Linked DNA regions of Homo sapiens: all the other regions are linked to region 2. The links are chromatin loops, found by intact Hi-C in ENCODE. Cell type or tissue: GM12878. All regions are shown on one strand.

The links. A loop is a pair of places that touch in the nucleus more often than their neighbours do. Peaks named below come from ENCODE experiments on the same cell type or tissue, not always from the same donor. Only the 100,000 strongest peaks of a DNase experiment are listed, where the experiment ranks them.
Region 1: it touches region 2 in a loop (5-fold over the local background); 2 of 110 quality-filtered maps call a loop at or near these places.
Region 3: a loop joins it to region 2, with 5 times the contacts of the local background. A loop is called at or near these places in 14 of 110 quality-filtered maps.
Region 4: a loop joins it to region 2, with 3 times the contacts of the local background. A loop is called at or near these places in 4 of 110 quality-filtered maps.
Region 5: a loop joins it to region 2, with 10 times the contacts of the local background. A loop is called at or near these places in 2 of 110 quality-filtered maps.
Region 6: a loop joins it to region 2, with 2.3 times the contacts of the local background. A loop is called at or near these places in 5 of 110 quality-filtered maps.

What each region holds. Positions count from the first base shown.
Region 1 is chr16:11,179,094-11,184,093 of GRCh38, reverse strand. CLEC16A (C-type lectin domain containing 16A) reads right to left here. Exons shown (of 24, transcript NM_015226.3): 24 at 1,908-5,000. Among named protein-coding and RNA genes, the nearest start is that of SOCS1, 75 kb to the left of the region's middle. RefSeq lists enhancers at 603-732, 698-1,584, 1,585-2,470, 3,227-3,386. In GM12878, a CTCF peak has its summit at 805 (motif pointing right); DNase peaks (open chromatin) are centred at 783, 2,093 and 3,410; H3K27ac peaks cover 3,807 bases.
Region 2 is chr16:11,354,956-11,359,955 of GRCh38, reverse strand. All of the region lies in intron 1 of LOC105371082 (a long non-coding RNA gene), which reads right to left. Among named protein-coding and RNA genes, the nearest start is that of RMI2, 12 kb to the right of the region's middle. RefSeq lists enhancers at 4,526-4,675, 4,853-5,000. In GM12878, CTCF peaks have their summits at 3,083 (motif pointing right) and 4,977; DNase peaks (open chromatin) are centred at 3,117, 3,798 and 4,695; H3K4me3 peaks cover 1,244 bases; H3K27ac peaks cover 1,440 bases.
Region 3 is chr16:11,295,465-11,300,464 of GRCh38, reverse strand. All of the region lies in intron 1 of LOC105371082 (a long non-coding RNA gene), which reads right to left. Among named protein-coding and RNA genes, the nearest start is that of MIR548H2, 8.6 kb to the left of the region's middle. RefSeq lists enhancers at 1,485-1,534, 1,988-2,671, 2,803-2,982. In GM12878, a CTCF peak has its summit at 2,585; DNase peaks (open chromatin) are centred at 1,424, 2,714, 3,186 and 3,421; H3K4me3 peaks cover 917 bases; H3K27ac peaks cover 3,524 bases.
Region 4 is chr16:11,075,913-11,080,912 of GRCh38, reverse strand. The region is part of intron 19 of CLEC16A (C-type lectin domain containing 16A); the gene reads right to left. Among named protein-coding and RNA genes, the nearest start is that of CLEC16A, 130 kb to the right of the region's middle. In GM12878, no CTCF peak of the experiment used is centred here; DNase peaks (open chromatin) are centred at 1,164, 2,702 and 4,322; H3K27ac peaks cover 3,829 bases.
Region 5 is chr16:11,199,606-11,204,605 of GRCh38, reverse strand. No RefSeq gene overlaps it. Among named protein-coding and RNA genes, the nearest start is that of SOCS1, 54 kb to the left of the region's middle. RefSeq lists enhancers at 1,241-1,320, 1,354-2,150, 2,143-3,342. In GM12878, a CTCF peak has its summit at 1,887 (motif pointing right); DNase peaks (open chromatin) are centred at 1,228 and 1,815; H3K4me3 peaks cover 392 bases; H3K27ac peaks cover 3,050 bases.
Region 6 is chr16:11,098,307-11,103,306 of GRCh38, reverse strand. The region is part of intron 19 of CLEC16A (C-type lectin domain containing 16A); the gene reads right to left. Among named protein-coding and RNA genes, the nearest start is that of SOCS1, 160 kb to the left of the region's middle. RefSeq lists an enhancer at 2,648-2,757. In GM12878, a CTCF peak has its summit at 2,975; DNase peaks (open chromatin) are centred at 2,816 and 3,244; H3K27ac peaks cover 1,886 bases.

The DNA of each region.
Region 1 (5,000 bases), 180 kb after region 2:
ACTGGCCTGCAGAACTGTGGGAGAGTAAATATCTACTGTTTTAAGCTGCCCTGTTTGTGATCATTTGTCATGGCGGCCCTAGGAAATGAATGCTGCAGTGGTGCTGGTTTTCTGTTTCCAGCGAAAAGTCTTCCTCTTAAAAAAATTGAATTTAAAGGGCAAACCAAGAGTCAAGGAAGCAAAGCCAGGTGTGGTGGCACTTGCCTGTAGGCCCAGCTACTCAGGAGACTGAGTTGGGAGGTTTGCTTGAGTCTGGGAGATGTAGGCTGCAGCGAGCTGGGACCACACCAGTGCACTCCGGCCTGAGCAACATAGCAAGACCCCGTCTCAAAAAAAAAAAAAAAAAAAAAAGGGCAAGGAAGCGTCAGTGGAGGTGACAGGCAGGCGGCAGGCATGTGTTCAGGGGGCACGTGCTGCCCTCTGGGAGGAAGTCAGACTGAGCCAGGCAGTGTCAGGACTGCAGGGACCTGCAGAGCAGGCTGGGCCCCAAGGCAGGCGCACGGCCTGGGAGCCCAGGTGGCTGGTCTCTAAGTGGGGCAGGTAGACCCAGGGCTGGAGCAGGGCCAGCAGCCCCGGGGCCTGTGGAGGGAAGGGAAGCTTCACACTGCCCATCGGGCAGCCTTAAGTGAATCCCCAGGAAGCCCCTTCACCCCATGGGTGATTCAGAACCAACTTTCCTTTGGAGAAAAGCTCTTTAGACGTTAAGGGTTTTTTCCCAACGCCATGAAGTGCCACAGAGCAGTAGGACGTGGGGGAAGGGGGTTTCCAGCAGCTGGCTGGCCGGCAATCGGTCTTCCCCTAGAGGTCACCCGCAGGCAGGTCACTACCACCTGCCCTTGCTGGCCCCGCCCTCCGGCTAGAGTCAGGACGCTCTGGGCCTGTTGGGCATAATCACTGGACCCTGCGAGGCTTCGCTTCATGGCTACCGAGGGGAACCCTCCCGAGGCCCTGGGGAAAACACTGACAGCAGCCGGTATACGCAGGCCACTTCCAACCGCAGAGCAGGGGATATACAGACATGCTCTGGGGGCACCAGAGAAGTGGCCCCAGCCTCTCAACCAGCCCCAGGCGACCCCTGGGTTTGAACCTGGGCTGGGAATGCAAGGAGGGAGGAGCTGTCACCCAGCGGGTCTCAGACATGTAAATGCCCACGAGGCCTGAGACCCGGGTGAGGCGGGGGCATGGGAGGGCAGCTCTGCCCTGGGCAGTGGCTTCCTCCTTCTGTTGGCATAACCCCAACCCTTGGCATGCGGTGGGGGAAGGGGGTCCCTTGTTCATTCTTTCTCGACTCAACTTGGTTATCCTCTCAAGACCCAGAAGTTCCCTGCCATTTCTGGGTAGGGTTTAAGCTGGATGGTGAGATTTTGAGAACCTGTGATCCTGTTTCCAGGGATTTCAGGGTTTCACGCTGGTGGACGTTGGTGTTTCCGAGTCATGTCCACCCCCGCACTTCACCTCTGTCCTCGGTGGGGAGCCTTCCTGCTTCCCTCGGCCCAGCCTGGCAACAATGACGCTGCTCGCTACGCTTGTCCTGCGAGGTAGGGCTTGGCTGTCCAAATCCACAGATGCAGAGCCTGAGGCTTGGATGGGCAGCCACCTGCCCAACAGGGAAAAGATGCAGAATGTGGACCACGCTCCCTGTACCCGGCAGGGGTAGGGCGGGGACATTTCCTGATGGTGCCAACTGCCCCTTAGCAGTTATTCCCGGGTTGTATGAGCCCCGACAACCTCTTAGGAACCTGGGGATGGGAGGGAACCTGGTGCGGGGAGGAGGGAGAGGGAGGGGCTCCAGCCACCACACCCCTGCCAAGCAGCTGCGCCGGGATGAGGGGTCATTGGCTGGGAACCTTCCCCTGTGCCAGGCCACGGCCTCCTGCCACAGCCCCCAGGAGCAGCACGCTACATTCTTGGTAACTTTTTTTCTCTTTTATTGCCAAGTTTAAATTTACAAGGAAGTTCCAGTTTTCATTTCCACCCTCGTGTTCAGTACCCACGAAGCATGAGTCATGCTGGCGAAAGCAGGTACTTCCCTAGAGCGGTCCCGAGGCTCAGAGGCATCGAGGTTTTCTAACCCTCGGTTCTCACTGGGACAAAAATTATTTACATATTTTTAGCTCAAGGAAACATAAGGAACTCGTACAGTGTAGGCCCAATGTCAAGATGACTACATTAAATGCTTCAGATTTATTTATTGCATCTAGACAAGAAGATCAAAATCAGTTCACCCCACGCCTTTTTAAAAAACGGTGCATCTCAGAGACCTTAGAGGAATCTAGCGCGTCTGGCAGGGCTGCGCTTCTTCACCTGCCCCTTAGGTTGCTTGTGAACGCAAGTGTCTGGGTTGTGGGAGGCTGCCAAGGCTCCGGGAGAGGGACTGGGCTGGGACAGCGGCAGAGGAGGGGCTGCTCACGGAGGCCCCTCCTCCCAATCCCACGCGATGGTGAAGGCTGGCCCTTCCTGCCTGGGGGAGCGCCTCAGCTGGCCCCATCTGACCTGCTGGGACAGGTACCTTGCACGTCCAGAAAGGGACGAGCACACCTCCACAACAATATTCAAAGCCAAGGTTTGGGAGTTCCTGCGGCCAGCCCTGCTCCCTGACTTGGCAAACCCAGCCGGAGGTGCACAGGGGAAGGGTGGACCAGGGCCTGGGCCATAACTCTAAGTGCTCTCTGCAGGGACTTGGGGGGCGGGCCGGATGGGTCTGTGGGGGCTGACCTCAGACCTCTGAGGCTATGACCTGAGTGTCAGAAGCCACAGCCCCCACTGTGGGCCTTCCCACACTCCTGGCTCTTCCTCTGGATGCCAGGGGCCCAGCGTGTCCTGTCTGGACTGGCCTGTCTGGGAGCGCCCCAGCTATGAGGTTTGACGGGAGCTCCTGAAGACATAGCTGTGCCCACTGCCGCTGAGACCTGGGTGAGGTGGGGTCCTTTGAAGCCAAAATGGCTGGTGGCCTCCAATGGGCTGGCTCCCAGACCTCCTTACATAAGCAAAGCTTCTGGGAGCCCTGGTTATAGGAAATCCTCACCCCACACACCTGGAGGTGTCCCCCAGACGCAAGTTGCCAGCCCCAGCTGAAAGAGGCCCCTGAGAGTGACCCTGCAAGCCCACATGGGGACTGCCCTTTTCTTGGCCAGGGATGCAGGGTAGAAGCCCTGCCCTGAGCAGTGTCTTTTATCCTCCGCTGGTCCTCCCAGTCACCTTTAATCCTCTGCTGGTCCTCCCGGGCATGCTGTCCAGCCCTGACCAAGACCTCTCTCCTTCAGTGCTCAGTGGTTACAAGACCAGTTGGAGCCCAGAGACTTCTGACAGCAGGCTGGTGGCCCACCCGTGTGGCATGGAGTGAGCTGCAGGCTGTTCCTCCTGGTCACGCCTTGGGGTGGGGCAGCCACTTGCCTTCTCTAGTTTCTGCTGCCCCACAGACAGAGTCATTTCAAAACCAGAAGTGCATGTCTCAGGGGCTAGCCATCTCCAGCCAGGGCCAGCTTGATCCTCTCTACCCCTCTTGCTCTTAAAAAATTAAGCAACACACAGGCTGCCTGCTGGGTGTGGCGTGTCCCGTCTCCTGATGCTGTGGTCCTTCTCTCCATGATGGTCTTCCCCCCGCTCCACCCTGCCTTCCTTCTCTTCCAGGGATTCTGCAGATGGCCACGGTGGTCGTGGTTTGTCCTTCCTTTGGGTTTCTGCCCATGTGGCCCCCTTTCTGAGCTGTGCGTTTTCTCTATGGAAGCAAAGGTCCTTGTACCTGCAGCCATGAAGGCTGGGTGGGCACAGCTACCCAGAGGGCTTCTAAGGACTGAGGCCTGTCCCCATGGGCGCCACTCCCCCTCCTTGGCAGGACTGTGTTTCCTTCATGAGGTTGAAAACTGCCCTCGGCAGGCCTTGCCGGGACAGCTGGCTGGGCCGAGGAGACAGAGACCATGTTCTTCTAAAATGCAGGTGGCAAAAGATCTCAGCGCGGCTCCCGAGACTACCCTATGGCCAGGCTCCGGCGGATACCTAATGCCCCTGGTGGGCACATCTGCTGGCAGGTCTGGAGGAAAGTTGTGGAAGGTCTCACCAGTGACCAGAGAGGTGAGGGGCCGCTGGCCCTGGTGGACTTGGGGAGGGTGGATCACGGCCTGGGCTGTGAGTGCTGTGTCTGGCTCCCGAGCTGGCCGAGTAGAAAGGAACATCTTGGGGGCTGTGTCTGATGCATCTGGGTCCTTGCTTGTACACACCCAGTCCGAATGGGGAAGGGAACCATGGGGTTTCCATATTCAGATCAGCAGCAGTAGCAGAGGGAGAGTGACAGACTCAGAGCTCTGGGGACACCATGCCCTTGCAGCTGGAGGGGAACTGGCTCTGGGCCATCTCTCGGCACATGTGGGCACACACAGTCGAGGGCAGGTGACGTAGAGGGTGTCTTCCTTTGATTTCCATCATGGCCACAGGGTCGGGAGTCTTCACGGTCCCAACTGGTTCCTTCTTAGAGATGGTAACACTGAAGAAGGTGCTGGAAGCTGTCTCTGTTTGGTTTTGGTGAAGAGAAATGAGGAAGCGTCCTGAGTGGGGAGCTGGCTACATTCCTCCTTTTCCTGGAGAAATCTTTCCATGATGGGAGGCCTCTCGGCTGCTATAGCAGAAAACCATTCAGCCCTCTCAGCTCTGTGTGTACCTGAGAATACATGTATCTCCCTTGTTTTTGTTTAAAAAATAATCCAAACTTTCCAGGAAGGTACTTCATTATTCCACAGGCTTGCAGAGTTAGTGAGTAACAAAGAATCACTTAAATAAATGGAAAAAGCCACACTAAGAACTCTGAAACAAAATATCAGGAAAGGTCCAGTGAAAATGATCATGAAATCTTAACTGTTATTATTACACTTTTCACATGACATCAAACCTTAGTGTTGATGTTTTTGGACTTCTTTTAAATAGAAGTTTTAAAAATAAATGTTCACCTGCTGCCAAAAGCGGAAATAAATATCCAAAGGAGATGTTTATCTAAGTCTGCTTTTCTA
Region 2 (5,000 bases):
CCTTGATTTTGGCCTGAAGAGGTCCTGAGCAGAGAACCTAACAACACCCTACCAGACCCCGACCCACAGAAACTGTGAGATATTAATACATTTGTTTTTTTAAGCTGCTAAGTTTGTGGCAATTCATGACGTGGCATTACAGGCTCTGACCAGAGGTCTCAAGCACCAACCCCGGCTGTCATACCTATGGAAGACACCATGTCCGCAAATGCCTCTCCAGGCCTTCAAGAGACCTCATGTGGTCACATGAGACTCCCAAAGTCCCCTTAGGGCACTGTCCCTACTCTCTGCAGGAGCCACGTGAGGGCGGTGAGGACTGGCTGTGGAATTTGAGGCTTCTAAGTCCTGGCCTCCCAGGGCCTCAGGCATCTTACCCATGTGTGCTATTAACGTGATGTATTACTTGATGTTAACCTTGGCCAGCTGGCTGAGGCAGTTTGTCAGGTTTCACCACCGTAAAGTTACTCTTTCATCCCCCTTTCCATTCTGGAAGGAAGTCACTGTGCACAGCCCACACTGGTGGAATGGGAGGCACCCTACACTTTTATTTACTAAGTTTGGCCACTCTGTCTATCACACCAGCACACTCCAAGTACTCCACAGCTCCATGAGGCTGGTGACAATCACATTGGACAGTGCAGCTCTATTTTAGAACATCAGGAAAAAGTACCCAAACATCAGTCACTCAGGTACCACTGTACTATTGTTTACTTAGTAGTTTTCTGTAAAAGGGCTCACTTTTTTTTTTTTCCCCGAGATGGAGTCTCGTTCTGTCACCCAGGCTGGAGTGCAGTGGCGCCATCTCAGCTCACTGCAAGCTCCGCCTCCTGGGTTCAAGCGACTCTCCTGCCTCAGCCTCCCAAGTAGCTGGGACTACAGGCACCCACCGCCACACCCAGCTTATTTTTGTATTGTTAGTGGAGACAGGGTTTTACCATGTTGGCCAGGCTGGTCTGGAACTCCTGACCTCAGGTGATCTGCCCGCTTTGGCCTCCCACAGTGCTGGGATTACAGGCGTGAGCCACTGCATCCAGCCACCGGGCTTTTTAAAAAGGGAACTTGATATCACTACCTTGCAACGGCCCAGCATCAAGATGGCCCTGGACGTCCAAGAGGTGGAGCAGCCCTGTTCCTCCACATGGGCTTTTTCCATCCTTCCTTTCTTCTCCTCCTCAGAAGCTTGGGGCATGCATGGACCCCTTGGTCCTGGTACTCAGGGCTCCAGGGTCCCCACCAGAGGAAGCCTTCACCAGTTCACAACCAGTGCCACGGGCAGCTCTGACCCCTCCTGTGGCCCAGCTATCTCTGGGCCAGGAAGCTGTAGATCTGTGGCTGCCAAGCCTGGTTGATGACGAGACCCACCGGAGAGCTTTCTAAAAGCTTAGACTTCCTGAGCCCCCAGCACGTGGATCCTAATTAAAGATATGGGTAGGGACCAGGTTAAAAACAGCCCAGGTGGAGCTGATAATCAACTACTTTTGACAACACTGAGTCCTACATGCAGGATGACCAAGCTCAGCTGTGCTCTGGGAAAACCTTCACCTGAGGTAATGCACAGCTGTCTGATGGAAGACCCCAGGGCAGGTGCTGACTCTTTTTTCTCTTGAGACGGAGTCTCAGTGGCACTCTGTCACCCAGGCTGGAGTGCAGTGGAACGATCTCGGCTCACCGCAACCTCCGCCTCCTGGGTTCAAGTGATTCTCCTGCCTCAGCCTCCCAAGTAGCTGGGACCACAGGCGTGCACCACCATGCCCGGCTAATTTTTCTATTTTTGGTAGAGACAGGGTTTTGCCATGTTGGCCAGGCTGGTCACAAATTCCTGGCTTCAGGTGATCCACCCGCCTCGGCCACCCAAAGTGCTGGGACTACGGCTGTGAGCCACCACGCCCAGACTGACTCACTTTCTAAAATGAGCAGTACCCGCTGGAGGAAAGCGTGTAGCTTGGCATCTTCCCAAGCTCACAGGATGTGGAATTCGGTGCTGACAGGCCCTTTGGAGAAACTCCTTTCCCTGTCCTGTGTGAGCAGGAGGAAGGGAGGCTAGGCAGTTTGGTATTTCTGGGTGTACAGCCTCATTGTTTCTTCCTTTTCTTTCTTGCCCATATTACATCTCAGGTCCCTTGGATCAGGGACAGAACTAGATTGTGCTCCTCTAGGTGGCCACCCACTGCACTTTAGGGCCTGGTAACTGGTTTAGTGAGTTCCAGGTTCACAGAGGGAGACGAACTGCTCAGGATGGGTCATACCCAAAGCCTCCGCAGCACCAGATTGAGGTGATTAGGTGACGAGATTGAGAGCAGATTTGGGACTCTTCAGTTGATGTTATAATGGGATGAGACCTTGGGGCAGGGTGAATGTATTTTGTATTTGGTATGAACACACATCTTTGGGGTCTAGTAGGCAGAATGTCCCTCCCCACACAACGATGTCCACGCCCTAATCCCCAGAACCTCTGAATATCATACACCTTACGTAGCAAAAGGGACTTTGCAGATGGGATTAGTCAGGGCATTGGGATGGGGAGATTAGCTTCGATACCCAGGTGAGCCCAATCTAACCGCACAAGTTCTTAAAAGCACAGGACTTCCTCGGGCTTAAAACAGGAACGATAAGGAGGAATGGGAGGTCCAAGAAGATACCATGCACACAGGGGGCAGCCACGTGTCTCCTTCACCTCGTGTATCCAGAGTCTGGAACCCAGCAGGTGCTTGGCGACAGAAAGGCCACTAAAGTGAACTTTGAAGCACCAGATTCCAGTTAACAGTCATGCAGACGAATTATTTAACCTCTCTGACCCCACGTCATCCCTTCTCTATGGATATCAGAAGGGCAGTGAAAATAACCCACCCAAGGTCATCCACTGAATGAACAGTGGGGCTGGCCCCACTGCAAGCCCCTCAGAACCCATCTGGTTGCCAAATCCAGCACTCTCCCCACCCCCACCTGGGCTTGGCCATAATGGGCAGAACTCCTGGGTAGACAGGGGTGAAGTTTCTCATGGCCCCATTTTGTTCCTTTGCTCCATTCTGTGCCCTTGTTTTCTGGTGACGGGTTGTCATCCCATTTTCTGTGCATAGACCAGCAGGGGGGGCCAGCGCCCGTGTAGAGACCATCAGCTCCCAGAGCTGCCCTGGGGAAGAGCTGCCCTAGGGAAGGGCCTGGTCCTGGCCACCCACAACAACAGTGCCCTTAACGACAAGGGGCACCTATTGGTTCACCACCTGGCTCTTCGGCTGCCAGGTAGATGCCCCTGGAAAAAGGACTTCATCTCCGTGGCTGCGGTTTTCACAGCTGTGAAAGGGGATGGGAAACAGACCTCCCAGGCGTACTGGGACAGTAAAATGAAGCGACTCATGAGACGGCTTCCAGCACAGGCCCTGGCACTTAACTCTTAGCTGAATTTGCATTCTTTTATTTTTATTTTATTTTATTTTATTGAGACAGAGTTTTTCTCTGTCACCCAGCCTGGAGTGCAGTGGCGCGATCTCTACTCACTGCAACCTCCATCTCCCAGGTTCAAGCGATTCTCCTGCCTCGGCCTCCCAAGTAGCTGGGACCACAGACACACATCACCACACCCGGCTAATTTTTTGTATTTTTAGTAGAGATGGGGTTTCACCATGTTGGCCAGGCTGGTCTTGAACTCCTGACCCCAGGTGATCTGCCCGCCTCAACCTCCCAAAGTGCTGGGATTTCAGGCATGAACCAACACGCCCAGCTGAACTTGCTTTCTTTATCAAGAGACGTTCAGTCAATCTCAAAGGACTCTCATTTCAGATTCTGCCCAAACCACATGAATCGTTTTTTGGACTCGGCTGTCTCGCTCCTTTTCCTCCACCCTTTTATGTCTTTACCAAATCTTTCCTCTGTGCTTAAAGAGCACTCCCCAACAGTCTAGCCAGCACCCTCAGGCCTGCTATAAACTACACAGGGGGCCCAATTCAAAAGGCGCTACTAAGCAGGGGGCTCCTTTCTTCTGAAAACTGCTGCGGGCCAAGTGTAAATTTAAGACACTGTGCCTTTGCTTGTATATTTCCTCTGTCTTCTAGCCTAAAACCCAGCCAGTCCTAACATTGACCGACTGCCCATGTATGTTACCTAAGACCCCATGCTGGGCAGGGATACTGAGATAAGTAGGACACAATCACGACGTCACTGGAAGCGCCTCCAACAGGGACAGAGATAGCAACAGATGATTTCAGAACAACGTATGTGCCTGTCTACAAAGATCCACTCTCAGGAGTGGATCTTGGGATTCCATTCCCAAGAACTTACCCGGTACCACCCTTTGAAGGATGAATTGTCTCGGCTTCACAGACTTCCAAGGCCAAAGTCAGACAGGAACGGGCAGGACCAGGACTGGGCCCCACGTTTGACTAACATCACTGTCTCCCTTATCACAAGGAGGAAGAGGCCCTTTGAAGATGTCCTTTCGCACGGGCTCCGAAATATCTGCTAAATGTAGGTCATTATGACTGAAAATGCATTTTTCCCCTTGTCCTTGAAGCAGGCAGCTGCTCTGTAAGTTTCGGCTGTAGCCTGATGTTTAGCAACAGCAGCCCTAGCCCATCTGCTGGCCAGCAGATCGCAGGGTTGTCACCCTTGGAACTGGAAGGCATTCTACACACACTGTGTCTTCCAGGTGCTTTTTCTCCTCAACCATGAAACCACACACCCACAGGCCAGGCAACAAAGCGCTCAGTTACTTCACATGGTCATTCCTTCCTCCTCCTGCTTCACCTGATGCAGAAGACTTTGTCAGTAAAACTTGAGCATTACAAGAATATGCAACAGAAAGAATTAGAGAACTTGGCAATCCAAAAGCTGCTAAATGAGGGTTTTCTCCATTTGGGGGGTAATGTAAAGCAGTTCCAAGAAAAGTGAAGTCACAGCCACGGTTGCTTATTTTCGGTTTTAGAAAAAAGCCAATGTCAAAGGGGAAGCAGCTCTGCCCCAGCACAGCCTCCACTGTCTGGCGGGGGGCGCTTGCTGATAAGCCA
Region 3 (5,000 bases), 59 kb after region 2:
GCACAGTGCCTGGTATACCATAGGTGCTCAGCAGATATCCTCTGAGTGTGACCTGGGTGGACAGAGGGAAGTTAAGTCCTATGCTGGGACTTAAACCAAGCACTGGGCTCCAGACCCCCTGCTAGAACCACCACCCTCCGGCCTCTCAGCACATGTGCCAGGCCCTACCCTGGTGATGTTTCTAATCCTTACATAGAATCTACAAGGCTGATCTTACCAGCTCTGTGTCCAAATGAGGAAACTGAGGCTCAGAGACACAAACACACCTGACCAGGTTCCACCTGACTCCACAGGCAGCTTCCTTTCCCTCCCTCTGCAGACTCATTTGATGCAAAACTGGGTCTTGTGTTTGGAGGTTTCAGGGAGGGGCCCAGGATTTGTGGCTGGGGGGCCTGGGGAAGGTCGAGCCAGCAGTGCATGTTCAGGCAGCCTTACTGTTTACCTGGGGCCTCCTCGTCAGAGCAGAACACCCAGCGGTGGCAGAAAACAAGAAATGACTGCCTGCTGGCCTGGGGTGGGTGGGGGAATGGCGGGGGAAGCAGCTATCCAGGCTCACCCTGGCCCAGCCTTCCTAGGCTGTGGGTCTTAGAGAAATCAGGTTTCAGGGCACAAGAGAAGAGTCTGGGGGTGAATCCATGGCTTACTTTCACCAGGTTCCCCTGGGGGAAATGAAGGGAACCTCAGACCTGAGTGCCCCTCATTGGCCCTGACCTTGGATAAGTCTGGTCATCTCCCTCAGCTTCAGTTGGTCCACCTGTAAAGTGGGGCCTTCAGGGATAGGAGTGCCAAATCAGATACTTCCAGACTGTGGACTCTCACGCCAGAATCAAAGCCATGCTGGCCTCAGTCTCCTCATCTTTATTATTTTGTGTTATTATTATTATTTTTTGAGACGGAGTCATGCTGTGGCCCAGGCTGGAGTGCAGTGGCATGATCTCAGCTCACTGCAACTTCTGCCTCCTGGGTTCAAGCGATTCTCCCGCCTCAGCCTCCTGAGTAGCTGGAATTACAGGTGTGCGCCACCACGCCTGGCTAATCTTTGTATTTTTAGTAGAGACAAGGTTTCACCATGTTGGCCAGTCTGGTCTTGAACTCCTGACCTCAGGTGATCCACCCACCTCGGCCTCCCAAAGTGCTGGGATTACAGGAGTGAGCCACCACACCCTGCCAGTTTTCTCGTCTTTAAACGGGATAATGATACTTGTCTCAAGGGCTTGTCCTAGAGAGCAGACACGTGGGCAGTGTCCGGCACCATTGCCCTCATCATTAGACAAGTGCATCCATTTCTTAAACGTGCAGACCCCTGAGGCTGGGCCTGGGAACATGCATGTTCACAGGTGTCCCTGGAGGTTCTCACCACAGGGTCTGGGGACGTGACAGCTACAAAGAGTTCTCAAAGTACTTTTTGCTCTCATTTCTTCTTCTTTTTTTTTTTTAACCACAAAGCTACCATCCACACATGCTGAAGCACGACACCCAGGACAAAGGGAGGTGTGTTGAAGCGCTAATCCCCTCCCTTTCTTTAATCCGAACTTCGGGGGAAAATAATGGTGAAACAATTGGTGTGTATTTTACATTTTGCCCTCTTCTCAGATGAACACATTCAGAAATAGTTTGGGCTTCCTCTTCTAGTTCTATTTATTTTTAAATTTAATTATTTGTTTATCTTTCACTCTTTTTGTTTGTTTGTTTGTTTTTTAAAGACAGGGTCTTTCTGTCACCCAGGCTGGAGTGCAATGGTGCAATCATAGCTCACTGCAGCCTTGAACTCCTGGGCTCCAGTGATCCTTCCACCTCAAGCTCCTGAGTATCTGGGACTACAGGCACACGCCACCATGCCTAGCTAATTTTTTAAAAATTTTTTTGTAGAGATGGGGTCTTGCTGTGTTGCCCAGACTGGTCTCAAACTCCTGAGCTTAAGTGATCCTCCCACCTCAGCCTCACAAAGAGCTGGGATTATAGCTGTGAGCCGCTGTGCCTGGCCTATTTTATTTTTTGTAACCCAGGCTAGAGTGCACTTGTGTGATCAAAGCTTACTGCAGCCTCAAACTCATGGGCTCAAGCAATCTTCCCACCTCAGCTTCCCTAGTAGCTAGGGAGTACGCTCAGCTATGTTTTGTATTTTGTGTAGAGATTGGGTTTCATCATGCTGCCCAGGCTGGGCTTGAACTGGGCTCAAGTGATCCTCCCGCCTCAGCCTCATGAGTAGCTGGGATTATAGGCGCACAACACCTTGCCTGGCTTTTATTTTTTATTCTAATTTTATTAAAACAGGACTCATAACTATTCATGTTTTCTACATCCTTTTTGAGAGCCTCCTACATCGATACACTGAGCACAAACACCTGCTGCAAATGCCTCGACTGCTACACTGGAAAGATGGGGCTTTTCACCCCTTTTCCAGATGGGGAAACCAAGGCCCCAGCCTGAAGTGAGTTTGTGTCTGGAGGTTTCAGGGAGGGGCCCAGGATTTGTGGCTGGGGGGCCTGGGCAAGCGAGTCCAGGCCGTGGGGCTGCAGCTGAGAAGTAGAGCATGGTGACTGGGTAAGTGGCTGTTTGTTGCCAGGGCTGTGCCCACGGCGTGGCAGTCTTGGGCTCTGCAGACATTCCCCGGGGAGGGCACATGCAAGAAGCTGGCTGTGCCTCTGCCATGAGCCTCACGTGCCCCTCTCCCCTGCCCAGGCGGCAGGCAGTGGCTTTGGGCCCCTCCTCCCCGTCAGAGCGGCTAGCTGCACAGCCAGACCGCAGACCAGGCGGGGGAAAGTGCAAATGAACCCCAGCTGGCAGCTGAGTTTCTCTTTCCCGTCAAGCAAGTGCCTTATCGTACCGATGCAAGGCGAAGAAGGAGGTGGTGGTGTCGGGGGAGTCTGCAGGGAAGGGGGGAGCCACTGGTGCTGTTTTTATTTTCTTAAGGAATAATGTTTACACGTGAAAGTGCATAAACTATGTTGACTTTAAGTGTCCAGCTTGATCATTTTTTATACCTATATAGTCACCACTCAAATCAGGATCAAGGGCACCCTCAGCCTCCAGAAGGTTCCCTGGAGCCCCTTCCCAGTACACAAGCGACCCCCGGCCCCACTAGCAGAGGTAACCACTGCTGTGCCATCTATAAATAGCAGTGAGATTTGCCTGTTCTTAAACTGTACATAAACCAATCAGTCACTTGGGATGCGTCCCTTCTTGTCTGGTTTGTTTCACACAACACAACACGTGCGAGAGCGGTGCATGACGTGGTGTGTGCAATGGTTTGCAATGTTTTATTGGGGAGCAGTGTCCCATTGTATGGAGGTACCTCAATTTGTTTATCCATTCTCACTGTTGATGGATATTTGGGACGTTTCCCAGTTTGGGATTATTAGGAGCAGAGCTCCTATGAATATCTGTGCACAGATCTTGATGGGCACATGCTTTCTTTGCTCTTGGGTAAATACCTGAGAGTGGGACTGCTGGGTCTCAGCGTAGGTGAATGTTTAACTTTATAAGAAACTGCCCATGGTTTTCCTGCCTGGCTGCCAGAGCTGCTTTAGGAGCTCAGAGGTGTGACTGGTACAACTGCTTGGGGGACCCCAATCCACATCAGAGCAAACCTACAAAACACATCTATGGGCCACATTAAACATAGACTTTAGGTGTACAGCTACTTTTCAGAGAGGCTTTTCTAATTTTACTTTTTGAAGTTATTTGGCCCTGGACCGCTCTGCTGTGTGGGCCTGCTGGAATTTCCTGGCAATGGTATTTGGGTAGTCTGACAACAGACAGCGGAACCCTCAAAGTGTTTTTCATTTCCAGTGAGATTTTTATGAATAACGTAGTCCTTCCCCTTCCTCTGAGGCTTTGTGAACTCCTATTCACACCTCAAAACCCCACTCCAAGACCCACGCCTCCCCAAGTGACAGTTCATTTTCTATATTTATTTGTGTAATTATTTGTTTACTGTAGGCCTCCCCTTTGATGAGGAGCCCCCTGGGAGTGTCAGGCTCTCTGCTGTCCCCCCAGCACCAGCACAAGGCTTGGTGAATACTTGGGACATTTAAGATTTGCCAAATAAATGAAAGACCCAGGTTCTGAGTGCAGCCCCTCAGAGCCTCTCACCCCCACCCTGGACTCCTCCACAGAGGGGAAGCCTGAGACTCTTTGTAGGGACTCTCCTAGGTCATAGAGATGCTGAACTCCAGTAGATCTCTCTAATTACAGGGCCCACAGGGCCAGCAGTATAGATAGGTCACCCACTCCACCCAGCTGGGTGTGGGGAGGAGCCGCCCTGTCTGGAGGTGAGAGGGGCCCAGAGGTCCCACAGGTCCTTGCAGGGCCCAAGCAAGTCTGGGTCAAGACGCTGATCCTGTCTCATGATCCTTCCCCCGACTCCTCACCTGAACACCTCTGGACGTGTGGGGTCTTTTCCAGGTTTGCTTATTATTACTATTAATTTAAAAAGGAATAGGGCTGGTCATGGTGGTCCACGCCTATAATCCCAGCACTTTGGGAGGCTGAGGTGGAAGGATTGCTTGAGCCCAGGAGTTTGAGACCAGCCTGGGAAACATGGTGAGAACCCGTTTCTATTTTTTGTTTTTTAATTTTTAAGAGGAAAAAACAGAAAAAGTAGTAGCGTAAATGCAACGTGGGATTCTAGATTGAACCTTGTGTCTTTACCAGCCCTCTAGGTGATTCTGGTGCATGCTAAAATTTGAGAACTGCTAGTCCACTGAATATATTCCAGAGAAATTCTAGCCACAGCAGCACTGTTTATAATGGCAGAAAATTGGAAACAGCCCAAGTGTCCATCAAGAGGGAATGAAGGCCAGGCATGGTGGCTCACATCTCTAATCCCAGCACTTCGAGAAGCTGATGTGGGTGGATCACTTGAGGTCAGGAGTTCGAGACCAGCCTGGCCAACATGGCCAAACTCCATCTCTACTAAAAACACAAAAATTAGCTGGGCGTGGTGGTGCATGTCTGTAGTCCCAGCAATTTAGGAGGCTGAGGCATGAGAACCACTT
Region 4 (5,000 bases), 280 kb after region 2:
AGGGATTTCATGGGTGTGACTGAATCAAAGAGCCTGAGCTGGGGGAGCTTATCTTGGATTACCTGGACAGGCCCAATCTAATCAGAAGGGGTTCTAAAAGTGAAAGAGTGAGGCAGACGAGGAGGTGAGAGTGATGCAGTGTGAGAAGGACTCATCCTGCCACTGCTGGCTTTGAGAATGGAGGGAGGGGCCATAAGCCAAAGCACAGGCGACCTTTAGAATCCAGAAAAGGCAAGAAAACAGATTCTCCCCAGAGATTTCGGGAAGGACCAACACCTAGACTTTAGCCCAGTGAGACCCGTGGCAGACTTCTAACCTCCAGAGCTGTAAGAGAATAACTGGGTGTTGTAGAAATGTGTAGCAGCAGCCATATGAAACGAATGGACCGCCCAATGTTCCAGACACGGGCTACTGACCTGGTAGCCAAACATACCTGTGTGTCTTCACTGCAGATGCCCCCTCTGCCTGGAAGGCCCTTCCCCAGGTTGTCTGCTGCTTCACACTGGCTCAGAACAACCCTTGGCTCAAAGGCTCGGACGCCCAGAAGCAATTCTTGTCCCTGTTTACCCACCCACCCCCAGCAAGGGCCCAACTACTCTGTATTCTTCTTGATCCTGCAGTTTCCAGCAGAGCACCTGCACCCACCTGCTGAAGTGCATCACTGTGCTAGATGCCTGAAGGGAGGAGGGCTCTGTCCTGTCCTTGTGTTTCTGGTGGCTAGCACAGTGCCTACCATTCAGCAAATGATGGATGGACGCGCACGGGAGTGGGTGAGGAAACACTCAGAGTCCCTGTCTACAGTCAAGTGTGCAATCTGCAGTCTGGATCTTGTGTTTCTGGTGGGAAACAGATGGGATCTATTATGGTTACTGTGCTATGATAGGAACAAGATGCCATGATAGGAAGGGAAGCCGCTGAAGCCAGGGGCCCTGGGAGACCTCAGGAAGTGGCAACAGGGGCTGCATCAATCTAGTCTGGAACCTTCTGCTAGACACTGCTTGGGACTCACATTTCCCAGAGTCTGCCAGCATGGCTCATCAGACTGGAGGCAGCAAAGGGAAGGGGGCCCAGCAGGGAACAGTGAAAGCTGTAGATGTTCATCAGTTTTGCTGCTCTGAAGAATGCAAACCATAGCTGGGAGAGAGTCGAGTTTTATGAGAAACCAGTTAAAGGCTAAAGGTTAACCGGAGTCATTTAAATGACATGCATATTTCCTGGCTTTGCACAGCTCTGGAAAACCCCAACTGCATTTAGAAAAATGCAAAGTGTATTATAAAATTCAAAGGCCAGGGTATAGGTAGTAAAAAAAAGATAAATGCAAAAAGATAATGTGGATGTGCCAAGTTGAAAAACCAGGAAGTTGCATGCGGCTTTTCTACATGAGAATTTGGAAGGAAAAGGAAAGAAAGTCTATCTCACCTTGAACCTTGTATAAAAAATGGTGGCATCCCAGTCAGTCCAAAGGCTGGAGGGAAGATGGGATGAGAACTTTTGGCTCTTAATTATTAGCAAATGACTAAAAAGTTGTGAGGACTGGGGGAGGCCAGCTCAGCCCCAACAACTTCTGAGCCTCCATGGTCTGGCTGGCTGACTCTGGCCTGGACAGTCTCTACTCCTAAGGCATTTTTATGACTGCCTGAAACAAAACAGGCCATTTCCAAGACTGGCACTGGTTCAGAACAACCACAAGAGATAGGGATGGCTGGAGTTTCAGTGCTGCAGGGAGTTTCAAGTTCTGCAAGGGAATCTCCTGCCTAGCCCATGCAAGTGATTATACACAAGGCCAAGCACAGAATGGGTTCAGCTACCTTCTGAGCACACATGTAGCTGTGTGTGGGGCTGCAGGGCTGCAGGGCTGGGGAGCATCCAGGAGGCCCAACCTATTACGCAGGCCCTTCCTCTCAAGACAGGTGCCCAAGGCTCGAGAGGGCAAGTGATTTGTCTTCAAGTCAGGTAGAGGCACACTGTATGCAAGCTTAACTTCCACAAACTCAACTACACGGATGCAGGAAAGTGGAGAGGAGAGGGAGAGAAGCGTAAACAGCTTAAATACCACAGGCCTCTCGGGCTGCCAGACCCATGAGGGAACCTTAGGGGCAGATGGGAATCTGCCTCCCTCATGGGCTTGGCTCTTCCTGCCTATCCCTTGAGCGCCCCTCAAAGTGCCCAGCATGATTCTCCCTGGTAAAGAAACCAGGATTTCATCTGACATGGCCAACCTCTTCCTCTAAAACCTGCTCAACGACGGGGTCTACTGCAGCCCTGCAGTTCAGACTGGCTGTGCCGGACCCACTCCTCATTGAGAAATGTCATTCACCCATGAGGGATCTGTGAGGGTGACTGGGACGGCAGGTGGTTTCCACCTGAGAAACTGACTTTGGAACTTAGAGAGATGTGACTGCTGTACCATGCTACCAAAGCCAGCCTTCCTGATGGCCTCTGGCTGATTAGCAGGTGGGCAAGGAGAGTTCCTAGAGGGAACTAGAATTCATGGAAAGCAGCAAAGCAGACACTGAGTGCTGAGTTCCAGAACATTCCTCACTCTGTCTAATCCCATGGTTCTCAACACTGGCTATGCAATGGAATCCTTTAGGGAGCATTTGAAAATATAGATGTCAGGGCCCCACCCCGGAGCCAGTGACTCAGAACCTTCTGGAGTGAGGTCTGGGTACAGATTGTTTTCAAAGTCCTGCTGGGCCAGAAACCACAGGGCCTTCGCACCACCCACCCTCACGCTTGGTCACAGCTCTGTCCTGGCCTGGCCTAGGAGCAAATCAGATGCCCCTAGAGCGGTTCCCCTGTGGCAAACACATTTTCACTTCTATTTTCAGGCAGGTCAAAGTAAAAATGAAAATTTATGCTTTTACATGTCCCAAGCTCAGTATTCTGTACATTTCTCTAAACACACACACACACACACACACACACACACACACACACACACACACGTTTTTTTTTGTAGAGATGGAGTTTCACCATGTTGGCCAGGCTAGTCATAACTCCTAGCCTCAAGTGATCCGCCTGCCTCAGCCTCCCAAAGTGCTGGGATTACCGGCATGAGCCACCGCGCCTAGCCATATTCTGTACATTTCTTAAAAGTTTAGAAGTATGAACAACATTTGACATTCATTTGAAAAATCTGTCCAGGCCGCCTGCAGCACCACGCATTGTGCTGGTCACCAGCAATACAGAGACCCCTCACACCCTCCACCAGAGTTCTTAAGTCTTAAATCAGGATTTTGCTCTTTTTGTTTTTGACAGGGTCTCACGTTGTCCCCTAGGCTGAAGTGCAGTGGCTCGATCACAGCTCACTACAGCCTCAATCTCCCCAGGTTTCAAGTGATCCTCCCGCCTCAACCTCCCAAGTAGCTGAAACTACAGGCACACGCCACTACGCCTGGCTAATGTTTTTTCTTTTCTTTCTTTTTTTTTTTTTTTTTTGAGACAGAGTCTCACTCTGTCACCCAGGCTGGAGTGCAGTGGCACAATCTTGGCTCACTGTAACCTCCACCTCCCTGGTTCAAGCAATTCCCCTGCCTCAGTCTCCGGTGTAACTGGGATTACAGGCGCATGCCACCACATCCGGCTAATTTTTTTGTATTTTTAGGAGAGACAGGGTTTCACCATGTCAATCAGATTGGTCTCCAACTCCTGACTTCAGGCAATCCGCTCGCCTCAGCCTCCCAAAGTGCTGGGATTACAGGAATGAGCCACCACGCCCGACCTTTTTAGTAGAGAAAAGGTCTCTCCATGTTGCCTCGGCTGGTCTTGAACTCCTAGGCTCAAGTGATCCTCCCGCCTCAGCCTCCCAAAGTCCTGGGATTACAGGCCTAAGCCACTGTGCCCGGCCCTGCTCTTTGTTTTTAAATAGATTCTAATGATCAGTCCTTGTGATTTCAGGTGCTTCCTAAGCCTCAACTTTAACGGGGATTTAGGATTCAAGGTCACAATACTTTTCAGCGTTTCTGCCTAATCTGAATAGAACCCATCTCCCTCCTACAAGAGGGTGGGAGGAAGTGCTGCTCCATTCTTCGATTCCTGATCTCCCCAGCAGGCCCTGGGGTGGGCTGGAGAGTGTGCATTGGCTGAGGGCAGGGTGGACCTGGTCAGTGGCTGGGCCAGACTCTGGGGCAATTGGCAGGCCAGCTTCCTGGGCTGGGAGAGGTGATGTATAGGAGAGATGGCCTTCTCCTGACTTACACCTTCCTTAAAGGTCGCGCTGTCTGTCACTGGTTCAGAGATTTGTTTTGGGTGTTCTGTGGTTGATCAGATATCAGGGCCAGAAGGCAACCCTCCCCTCCTGAGGCCTGAGCAATCACCGGATCCTGTGTCAAATCTGGTGGCTGGGTTCACTGGGGAAGGTGGGCGTGTGATGCAGGGGAACCCAGCAGCTTCAGGGTGAGGAGCTGTGTGTAGGCGGAGCCCCAGACAGCTCACAGAGTGGGCTGGAGCGAGGGATGTCTTGAAACTCAACGTTAATCCTCAACCCCACTCCCCCCATGAATTCCTGTTTTCTGTGGCGGCTCTTACTGCCCTCCCCTCCCCGTCAGCCAGATGTTGTCAAGGAGGCTGGCTTTGGCAGCCCTGTGGGGCAGAGTGGGGGTTTTGGGGCACCCTGAAGCCGGTGGCCCAAGGGGGAAATCTCTTGAGCTCCGTATGACTGGGCTAGCACAGTGAGGAGCAGATGGGGGGCACACATGGCACAGTGAGCTGACACCACAATGGGAAGCCAGGACCACTGAAGGGTCTGACGTCTATTTAAAAGGATTCTACTGGCTGTTGGTGTGGAAAGGGCAGAGGAGGAAGCTGACCCCCTAGTCCCAGTTTTCTAGAATCCCCACCAGCTGCAGGGGAGCTAAAGGCAGTGAGACGGAGCTGGGTTCTCTATCTATGTGATGCTTAAGCTGGCAGGATTTGCTAAGAGCTTGGTCACAGGGATGAGAAGAAACAAGGATATTCCAAGGTTTGGCTGAATAACTAGAGTGATCATTTCTTGACAG
Region 5 (5,000 bases), 160 kb after region 2:
CATGGGCCCCTGCTCTTCCTCCTCAGCATCATCGTTGCCAACATTGTAATTTGTAACTGTTTTCTGGTCATTTTTCTATGCAAATAATTTTTGAATGAACAAAATGGGGTTATGGTTTCCAAACTCTTACAACTTGCTTTTTCCTCTAAGGATACACATACCATGAGCATTTTCCCAGGGAAGCAATACTCCAAATCACCATTTTATTTTATTTATTTTATTTTGAGATGGAGTCTCATTCTGTCGCCCAGGCTGGAGTGCAGTGGTGGCTCACTGCAACCTCTGTCTCCCGGGTTCAAGCGATCCTCCTGCCTCAGCCTCCTCAGTAGCTGGGATTACAGGCATGTACCACCACGCCTGTTTTTTTTTTTTTTTGAGATGGGGTCTTGCTCTGTCGCCCAGGCTGGAGTGCAGTGGTGCAGTCTCAGCTCACTGCAAGCTCTACCTCCCGAGTTCACGCCATTCTCCTGCCTCAGCCTCCCCAGTAGCTGGGACCACAGGTGCCTGCCACCACGCTGGGCTAATTTTTTGTATTTTTAGTAGAGATGGGGTTTCACCGTGTTAGCCAGGATGGTCTCAATCTCCTGACCTTGTGGTCCGCCCACCTCAGCATCCCAAAGTTCTGGGATTACAGGCGTGAGCCACCGCGCCCGGCCTATGCCCGCCTAATTTTTGTGTGTTTAGCAGAGACAGGGTTTCACCATGTTGGCCATGCTGGTCTTGAAATCCTGACCTCAGATGATCTGCCTGCCTTAGCCTCCCAAAGTGCTGGGATTACAGGTGTGAGCCACCTCGCCTGGCCTCCAAATCACTATTTTAATGGCCCCATGGCATAGATGGACTGTCATGAATTTAACCAAGTCTGTAATCTCAGCAAACATTTCTTCAGGAGGGTAAGATGTGTGCAGCCAAGAGTACAAGGGTCCAGAGTCCTTCGGTTTGGTTTCTGACTCCACTTTTTTGTGTTTAAAGAGATGGGGGTCTCACTATGTTGCCCAGGCTGACCTCGAACTCCTGGGCTCAACTGATCCTCCTGCCTTGGCCTCTGGAGTAGGTGACTCTACTTCTTAGAGCTGTGTGACTCTGGACAAGTTACTCAACCTCTCTGTTTTTCCTTGGTTTCCTGAAAGATGAGAAACAGAGGAGCCCCTGCAGATGCCTAGTCATGAGACTCCCTTGAGCTCTTGGGTGTGTGGTGCTTAATGAAGCGCAGCGCCCTGGAGACAGACAGGAGGTGCCACGTGGATGGGGTAAGGGGTATTGTTGCTCTTTGTTGTTGCTATTTGGGCCAGGTATTGATTTTACAGTCTGGAGAGTGAAGGGCTCATGCCAAGTGGCATGAATGTTCAGAGTGACCACGACGGTTCAGTGAGACCTTGGTGCCTCTTCCCCTCCCTGGCCCCTTCCACGGAAAGCATCTGAGTCCCTTGCAGGGGGCAGGTCTCCAAATTCCCAGAAACATCTGGGGCTGGTTGGCCTCACAGGCCAATTACACCAGTGTCCCAGGAGTCTAGAAAGACGTTCTAGAAAGACACTCTCTGGGGAGAAAACCATACTGAAGTCTGCCCAAAATGCCACCATCACCCACCCCCTCCCTCTGGGTTCAGCACTGCCCTCTCCCTGGGTTCCCCTTTGCATGTTAAATTAATGCCCCAGAGAGGCTCTGCAGACGGCCCCAGTGACGGCCACCACTGGAGAGACTCCCTGGATGGATGGACAGATGGATGCAGCCCCAACTCCCCCACTCCCACGGGGCCCCAGCCAGAAGGCAAGAAAGCCCCTACCCAGCCTCTAACTGCTCAAAATCCCCAGCACCAAATTCCCCCAGCCTGGGGATCGCCAGGAGGGAGCCCTGCGTCCCCAGTGTTGGCCCCACCTCCCTTCCCCCAGGGGGCAGGTGCAGCCTAGCTCTGCTCTAGTGTCCCCTGGGCACTTCTGTTCCCAGACCAGGAGCCTCCCTCAGCCCCAAGCCTGGGCACCCCAAGGCTCTCCCAGGCTTGGGTGGCAGCATCCCTGGCTCTCCTTTGCAGGCTGCTCAGCCTCTCTGAGCCGTGATTTTCTGCAAAATAGGAATAATGGGACTATTAGATCGAATGACACATGAGATTGCCATTTTTGTGGGTCAAGATCAGACAGGCAATCAGCAATTTCTTATGGTTTCAGCAGACGGCTGCCTTCGGTAGGGAGCTGAGGACTAAATGAAGAAACAAACGAGCAGCCCTGGGCACAGAATTTGGCCCAACAAACTTTTCATTGTCATTCCTATTACTTATTGTGGTGGATGGGGCTATCCCTCTCCCACTTCAAGGATCAGCAAGCCCTGCCACTCGGACGAGGCTCCCTCTGAGGCCAGGAAGGGGCCAGGGGGCCCTTCCTGAGTCCTGCCCACAGCCCCTGACTCGCCAGGCTGGACACTCCTTGCTGAGTCTTTTAACTGTCATTTCCCCCAAAAAGCCCTTAATCACCCTCTGCCGGGCCAGGGGGAGGAACCGGGAGCTGCAGGAGCTGCAGGCTGGCCTGCAGGAAGATGACTCAGGGGAATCCTTCGATCCCCTTGGCACGATGTGGGGGAGTGATTAAGGGGGGCGTCACAGGTGTGCGCCATGTGTCCGTCACCTGGCCGCTGAACTTTTTCTGAGCTGGAGCTGCTGGAAGCTGACTCAGGGGGTGGGCCTCTCCTGCCCTCCTTCCCCTCCCCAGGGCCAGGTCCCCTCTCTGTGGTGCTGGGAGGCAGGCCCTGAGCATTTCATTCATTGATTCATTTCTTTCATTTGTCCATTCATTGTTATCAGATCGATCAGTGGCTCACTTGTGTGACTCATCTGTGGGTCCGGCCCTTCATTCATTAGTAATAAACTCCATGACCATTCGCCCAGCCTGTCCTCTGGGCCAGCTGCCTTGTCAAGTGGGTTTTCTCATTCAGTCCTCTCAGTGCCCTGGAGGAAGAGCTATTATTACCCCCATTACATGGAGAGGAAAACTGAGGCATGGGAAAACTCAGTAACGCCCTGTGGAGTCCGGATTCAAATCCAGACCTGCTGCTGTCTCTAGAAAAAAAAGTCACCGTCCCCCAAAGCTGTGCCTCCCCTTCTGTGTTCCTGTAGCCACGTGGCCAGGTAAAAGTTACCCAGGCCAGCCTCACCCCACGAGAGCAGGGACCTCAGCTCACCACCTGGGTCCAGCACAGGCTTCCTCCCCTTGACCCTGGGAGAGTCGAGTGTCTCTTTAGGCTAAGTAAGAGCCCCCAAACCTGAGTTCCATCCCCTGTGGAAAGCCAAGCCTTCCCCTGCAGATCTCTAATTTCCAAGGACTCACATCCTCACAGCCTCTCCAGCCCCAGTCTCCCAAATGTACGGAACTGGACCGGATTTCCTATAGTCCCACCTCTGCACATGGGCTCCCTCTGCTCCTCAATCCCGTGGACCCCAGCAGAAATGTCAGTTCTTCCCTGTATCCCTCAAAACAAAACTCATGCTCCCATGAGGCATTTGTGAGAAGCGGTGGTGACTGAGGATTTGGGGGTGTAAACGGGAAGGGGGTTTTGCAGCCACAGAGCTGCGATTTCATATTGACATCAGATCTATAAGCCACTCCAGCACAGACCACCCAGATGGACCTGCTGTGCCTGATGCTCTGTCTGTGGATTCTCCCGTGTGGTGGATTTTTCTGGTGGTTTCTAAGCTTTATTGTGAGCTCATCTTCAGCGGGGAGATTTGCTGCGTGTGCCTGTGCACGTTTGGGCTCCCACACCCCTCAGGACGAGACGTTTCCCAAAAGGGATGCGTTGAGTTTGAGTAATACTCCAGGGATTTCACCAGCTGGGGACCTGCATTCACACTGAATTCCCGGCATGAGATTCCAGCAACCCAGAGTAGAATCAACCCAGACCTCAGTCTCCCCTGCCCTGCCCCACCCCCACACTCCCAGGCTCAGACTTTCAATTTCTTAGACTTCCCGCTATCCAATCTCGGGCTGTTCCTAGGCTGGGCAGAGGGTGATGTACCTTCCCATGGGATGGGGGAAGCCCTTCAGGGTCCTGCCTTCATACTGGGGTTTCTGTTCCTGCTCCCACGAAAGTCATGACCAGGGATCAAGGCCAGTCTGAGTCCCTTTCCCCTTCCCCACCCCACCCTTCCACCTTGAGTTCCATTTTTATTAGTGACCCCTGAATTTGCTTTTCTTTGAGCTTTTTATTTTTCACTTTTTTTATTTTTGAGACAGAGTCTCGCTCTGTCACCCAGGTTGGAGTGCAGTGGCGTGATCTCGGCTCACTGCAATCTCCGCCTCCTAGGCTCAAAGGGATTCTTGTACTTCAGCCTCTCGAGTAGCTGGGATTACAGATGTGCACCACTGTGCCTGGCTAATTTTTTGTATTTTTAGTAGAGATGGGGTTTTGCCATGATGGCCAGGCTGGTTTTGAACTCCTGACCTCAGGTGATCCGCCTGCCTCAGCCTCCCAAAGTGCCGGGATTACAGGCGTGAGCCACTGTGCCTGGTCTCTTTTGAGCTTTTTAAAAACATTTGTGGCCGGGAGTGGTGGCTCACGCCTGTAATCCCGGCACTTTGGGAGGCCAAGGCAGGTGGATCATGAGGTCAGGAGTTCAAGACCAGCCTGGCCAAGATGGTGAAACCCTGTCTCTATTAAAAATACACACATTTGCCGGGTGTGGTGGCACGTACCTGTAATCCCAGCTACTCGGGAGGCTCAGGCAGAGAAATGCTTAAACCTGGGAGGCGGAGATTGTGGTGAAGCAAGATTGGTGACAAAGTGAGACTCCATCTCAAAAATAAAATAAAATAAAATAAATAAATAAATAAATAAATTGCAATTATTTATTTAATTTTTAGAGACAGGGTCTTGCTCTGTTGTCCAGGCTGGAGTACAGTGGCACAATCACAGCTCACTGCAGCCTCAACCTCCTGGGCTCAAGTGACCCTTCTGCTTCAGCCTCCTGAGTAGCTGGGACCACAGGTGCGTGCCACCATGCCTGGCTAATTTT
Region 6 (5,000 bases), 260 kb after region 2:
GCCCAGTCAGGAGGTAATGTTTTAAATTGATCTTGAAAGAAGCCCAGCAATGGGCCAAGCAGAGGTGGAGAGCAGCGCCACTGGGCCTCTCTGGGGGGACTGCTGGCTCCTCCCCAGCATATTCTTGGATCTGACCCTTGTGGGCCCAGCACTAGCCTCCCATTTTCCACCAAACCTCTGGGGTTTGAGGCTCTTCACCTCATTTCCGCCAGAAGGTCCGGGGAGCATTCGCTTGCCCATCTCTCAGGCCCTCCCTCTGTGTCTGTCCCTGAGTTTCAGCCTCCAGGGACAGTTCAGCCTTGTGGTGAAGGCACAGTGAGGACCAGGCCGCCTGCTGCTTTAGACTGAGCTCTGCCCCTTACCAGTGTGGGACCTCGGCTTGTTGCCGTCTCCCCTCTGGCCCTCAGGTACCTCATCAGCAAATAGAGGTGATATTAACAATACTGTCCCTATAGTGTTACTATGAAAACTCAATGATGTTTGTAAGGTGCTAGGATAGTGCCTGGCACTTAGGAGTAACAGCAGCTCTCTGAGTTCCACCCAGCAAGAACCAGCAGGATTTGGTGGGGAGAACACTGAGCTGAGATGGAGAAGGGGCCTGGGTCTGATGCCCAGTGGGGCCACTTACTAGGCTGTGTGGCCTCAGTCAGGGCAACCGACCTTTCCAGGTGGACCTCAGCTTCCTTGTCACTCAAATGAAGCGGTTGGGACTAAACCACATGCCTCTTTTCTGATGGGAAAGAATGTCTAAATTTCATACCAGGGGACACATTTATAGCCGTTTGGCAGAAATTAGTTCACAGAGTGAATGCTTACCGGCACAGCAGTCTGATTTTTAATTAGCTTGTGGGAATTCAATATACTTCAAACATTAACAGTAAAATATAGGAGACCTCTGGTGGAGACAAGCTGTACCTTTGGACTTAAACAAAAGCGTATACCTCACAAACCAAATTCCCTGCTTTACGTTTTTAATCTTTTGTGTTCAAACTGATTACTAATAAACTTTGGGCAGCAGAGCAACATTCTGGAAGCATGTGATTTAAGTGAAACGCAATCTTATCAGCACAGCTGTGTGTAATACAATACCACACCCCCAATCAGATGGCCTTATTTAAACTACGTTTCAGCCATGGTAAAAATGGAGAATCTCAAACTATTTTTCCCTCTGAGTTTTTAATTCTTTTAAAAATGAACTAGGTGCGGTGGCTCACACCTATAATCCCAACACTTTGGGAGGCTGAGGTAGGCAGATTGCTCAAGCCCAAGAGTTTGAGACCAGCCTAGGCAACATGGCAAGACCGTGTCCCTACAAAAAAAAAAAAAAAAAGCAAAAATTATCTGGATGTGGTGGTGTGCACCTGTGGTCCCAGCTACTCGGGGGGCTGAGGTGGGAGGATCACTTGAGCCTAGGGAGGTCAAAGCTACAGTGACCATAATTGCATCACTGCACTCCAACTTGGGCAACAGAAGGATACCCTGTTTCAAAAAAAAAAGAAAAGAAAAGAAAAGAAAAAAATGAACTTGTACACGAACTACTTATGAAATTCATGAAGGGCAAAATAAAAAAGGGAGCTCCATTCATTCAAGAAACTTTTATGGAGTATCTTCTAGAACATTAGTTCTATGAGGGCAAGGATTTTTGTCATTTTTGTTCACTGCTCATGGCCAGGCACACGGTATGTGCTCACTAGACGTCTGTGGAGAGGAGGGATGCCTACCTTGGACATCCAAGGTGTTGGAGAGACAAGATAAAAGGCTCAGTCCCTGCTCTGTAGGACCTCACAGCCCAGTAGGGAGAAAACAGAATGAACAAGACACGCAGAGTGTGACACGCAGAGTGCGACAGTCAAGGACATGCAGGGAAGGGGCATGTACCATGGGCCAGAGGCAGGAGGGAACATGGTGAGTTTGGGAAACTCCTGTCCTTTGTTGGGGCTGGGATATGAGGAAGAGGGCAGTGAGGACTGTTGGGGGTGAGGCTGCGGAGGGTGGGGACCCATCAACAAGGGTGGCTTATTAAAGCCACACCTAGGACTATAAATAGTTGCCCAGGAACTGGGGACACTAGGAAGATCACTGCGAGAACTGAAGGTTTTTGCCTATCATTATTCAGTGAAATGTAACTCAGGCCCTTAATTGGAAGCTTATAATGAAGACCTGGACTGGAACTTAAAATATAACACGAACAAAGAGTTTACTAAGCATATTAAGAAAAAATAACATGACATTTGTTCCTTTATTTATTAATTCATCAAACAGTTACTGTGTATCTACTATGGGCCAAGCACAGTCCCAGGTACTAGGGCTGCAGGGCTGAAAATGAAGGTCTGGCCCTCACGCAGCCACAGTCTCAACAGACAGACCATAAAGCAGTAACTGAAAGAAATCTGTGAGTATAAACTGTACCAGCACAATGGAAAGGTATATTCAACCCGTTACAGACTTTGTTTAAAAGTTCATCTGCAAACCCTGCAAATAAACTCTTCAAAAGTTCCAGCCACTTGCAAACATATACCCATGCTAATTTCAGATACTAACAGTTACAGTGTAATATTTAATAAGCATCTGACACTGAGCTAAGCACTCAAAACCACCCAGCCCAGGCAGTACCATTATCTGCACATTACACATGAGAAAGCTGAGACCCTGAGAGGGTCAGTAACTGACTTGAGGTTGTGCTGCTAATGTTATCTTCCGGGAGGTCAATTCCCAGGACCCCAAGCAGGAAATGCCCAAGTGAGTCAGGTCCAAGTCCCTCCATGTGCTTGAAACCAAACCCCAATCTTGTAAAAAGATTCTCTGGGCCACACTAAGTTAGTGAAATCTGGACCAGAAGGGTAAACCACATTTGGCTGCCTGTGCTAAGAAAGAGATCAGCAGCTTTCACAGCAGGAGCAGGGGTGACTTCACTTTGGCCGGGCCGTGTGCATCACCGCCTTCAGCTGCTCTTGCTAATTTCTTGGCAGAGGAAATCCACCAGCAGGCGGAGAAAGGGAAAGGTGAAAGAGAGACAGGAGATTTTGGCAGGACCGTAGGAGGGCATGATAGGTGGTGAGAAAGCCCAGGCTCCAAATTGCTGAGTCCCCCGCAGTCTTACCTCCCTGTTAAGGAATGACTGGCTCTGAAACTCCTGCACCTTCTTCAGCTTGATGCACAGAGGCAAGTTCAGAGCTAGGAAGCCATGGATTGAATTTTTTTTAGGCAAAAGTTAAGAAAAGAGCTAGTCAGGCTGTCCAATAGTAAATAAGTGTGTCATAGGCAGAGCCACCGTGGTCAGACAGTTGGCAGGGGTGTAGAGCCTGTGTACCCAGTCAGCCGTGCCTCCAAACCCCAGGTGCAACTCTGGCTAGATAGGTAAGAATCACAATCCCCACTGTCTCTGCTTCCTGCCACATGCTGGACACTTAAACACAGCACAGGCTCTGGGCCTCTACTTTCCCATCTGTAAACAGGGGTGAAAACAGCACGTGGGTCCCAGGCAGGGAAGAATGAAAGCAGAGAGCAAGTGCCCAGTCCACACCTCTGTTACTGTTACCATCCTCACTTTGCCCCGTCCTCGCACCTGGGTGAGGAGGTAGCCACACAAATCTGGGCTTTCAGTTCCAGACGAGGACGCCTGGGCCCCAGCAGAGTTGACAGCATGCAGCCACACACTAGAAAGTGACGGAGCTGGGATCCTGAAAGACTCCAAACCCTTGCCTTTCTTGTTTCCTGATTTTACCCCACCTGCTAGACAGCGCTGCTGCCCAAAAGGACTTTCTGCATTGATGGAAATGTCCTACGACCATGCTGTCTAGTACAGAGCCACCACACATGTGGCTATTTGCATTTCAATTAAAATTAAATACAATTAAATATCCTTTTTCCGTTGTCTTGCTATCCACGACTGAGCACTTGAAATGTGGTGTGACAGTGGAACAGAAATGTTTAATTTTATTTAACCTTAATTTTCATTAATGTAGATTTAGACAGCCACAAGTGGCTACCGTGTTGGACAGCGAAGGGTTAGAGGGAAGAAAACGAGACCCTGTCCACTGTGTGGGACCGTGGGAAACAGCTCTGCTCCACGTCTGCCGATGAGCCGTGCATGAGAATGACCTGTCCTGGCAAACCCGGGTGGCATGAAGCAGCCTGGCCCAGGGCCTTGGAGCTCCCTGACCTGGAAGGAATGGGGCGCTCTGGCCACATGCACTCTTGGCTCACTCAGCCTGGGGGTTATGACTCCCATGCCTCACCTTAGCCGCCACGCTCTCTGCAGAGCACACAGAAAGCCCATTCCCACACAGCTGTCTCTCCGTGTCACAGAGCAAGTAGGTATGATCAATGGGCATGGGGTGCCACAGGTCTCACTGCTGGAAGGGATTCCTCATGGGTCACCTGCCTCCCTCCACCCTGGCCTCTGAGGATGAGCAGGGTCTGACCTGCTCACTGCCTGGGCATCTCTCTGTCCTGGCCCCCACATAGGACTGGGCCCAGTGGAGGGGTGGGAAAGGCTCTTGAACGAAGGAGTTGAAAAGTTACTCCCACACACAGCACTTGGGCGAGAATGTGCAGGCAACTGGAAAGGCTGAAGCTCACACACAGCGTCTTGGGAGAGATCCAGGGTTCCTCGAAGGGAGGCCCATTGGCAGCCTGGGGCACCCGGTACTGGGACAAAGTGCAGATTTTAGGACTCCAGCCCCACCAGGCTGGTTCTCAGGGTGCAGGGCCCTGGAGGGTCTATGGACAAGTGGTTTGGAGACTTGTCAGATCCCAAATACCATTATGGATGGCCACACTAACGCCCTCACGCTCAGCTCTTAGGAAGCCACAGCTGGGACCCCACGTCTCCTTACTGAAGAGGCTGACAGTTCTTGAAGGTGGAGGGGACTCAGCAGCAACACTAAACAGGCTGGGATGCAAATACCTGGTAGCAGTTTAGAAGAAAAGGCTACCTGCCACTTGGTCCCCTGTCCCTTTCTGCATCCTCGGCGTGCACAGGCACGCATTCTCAGTAC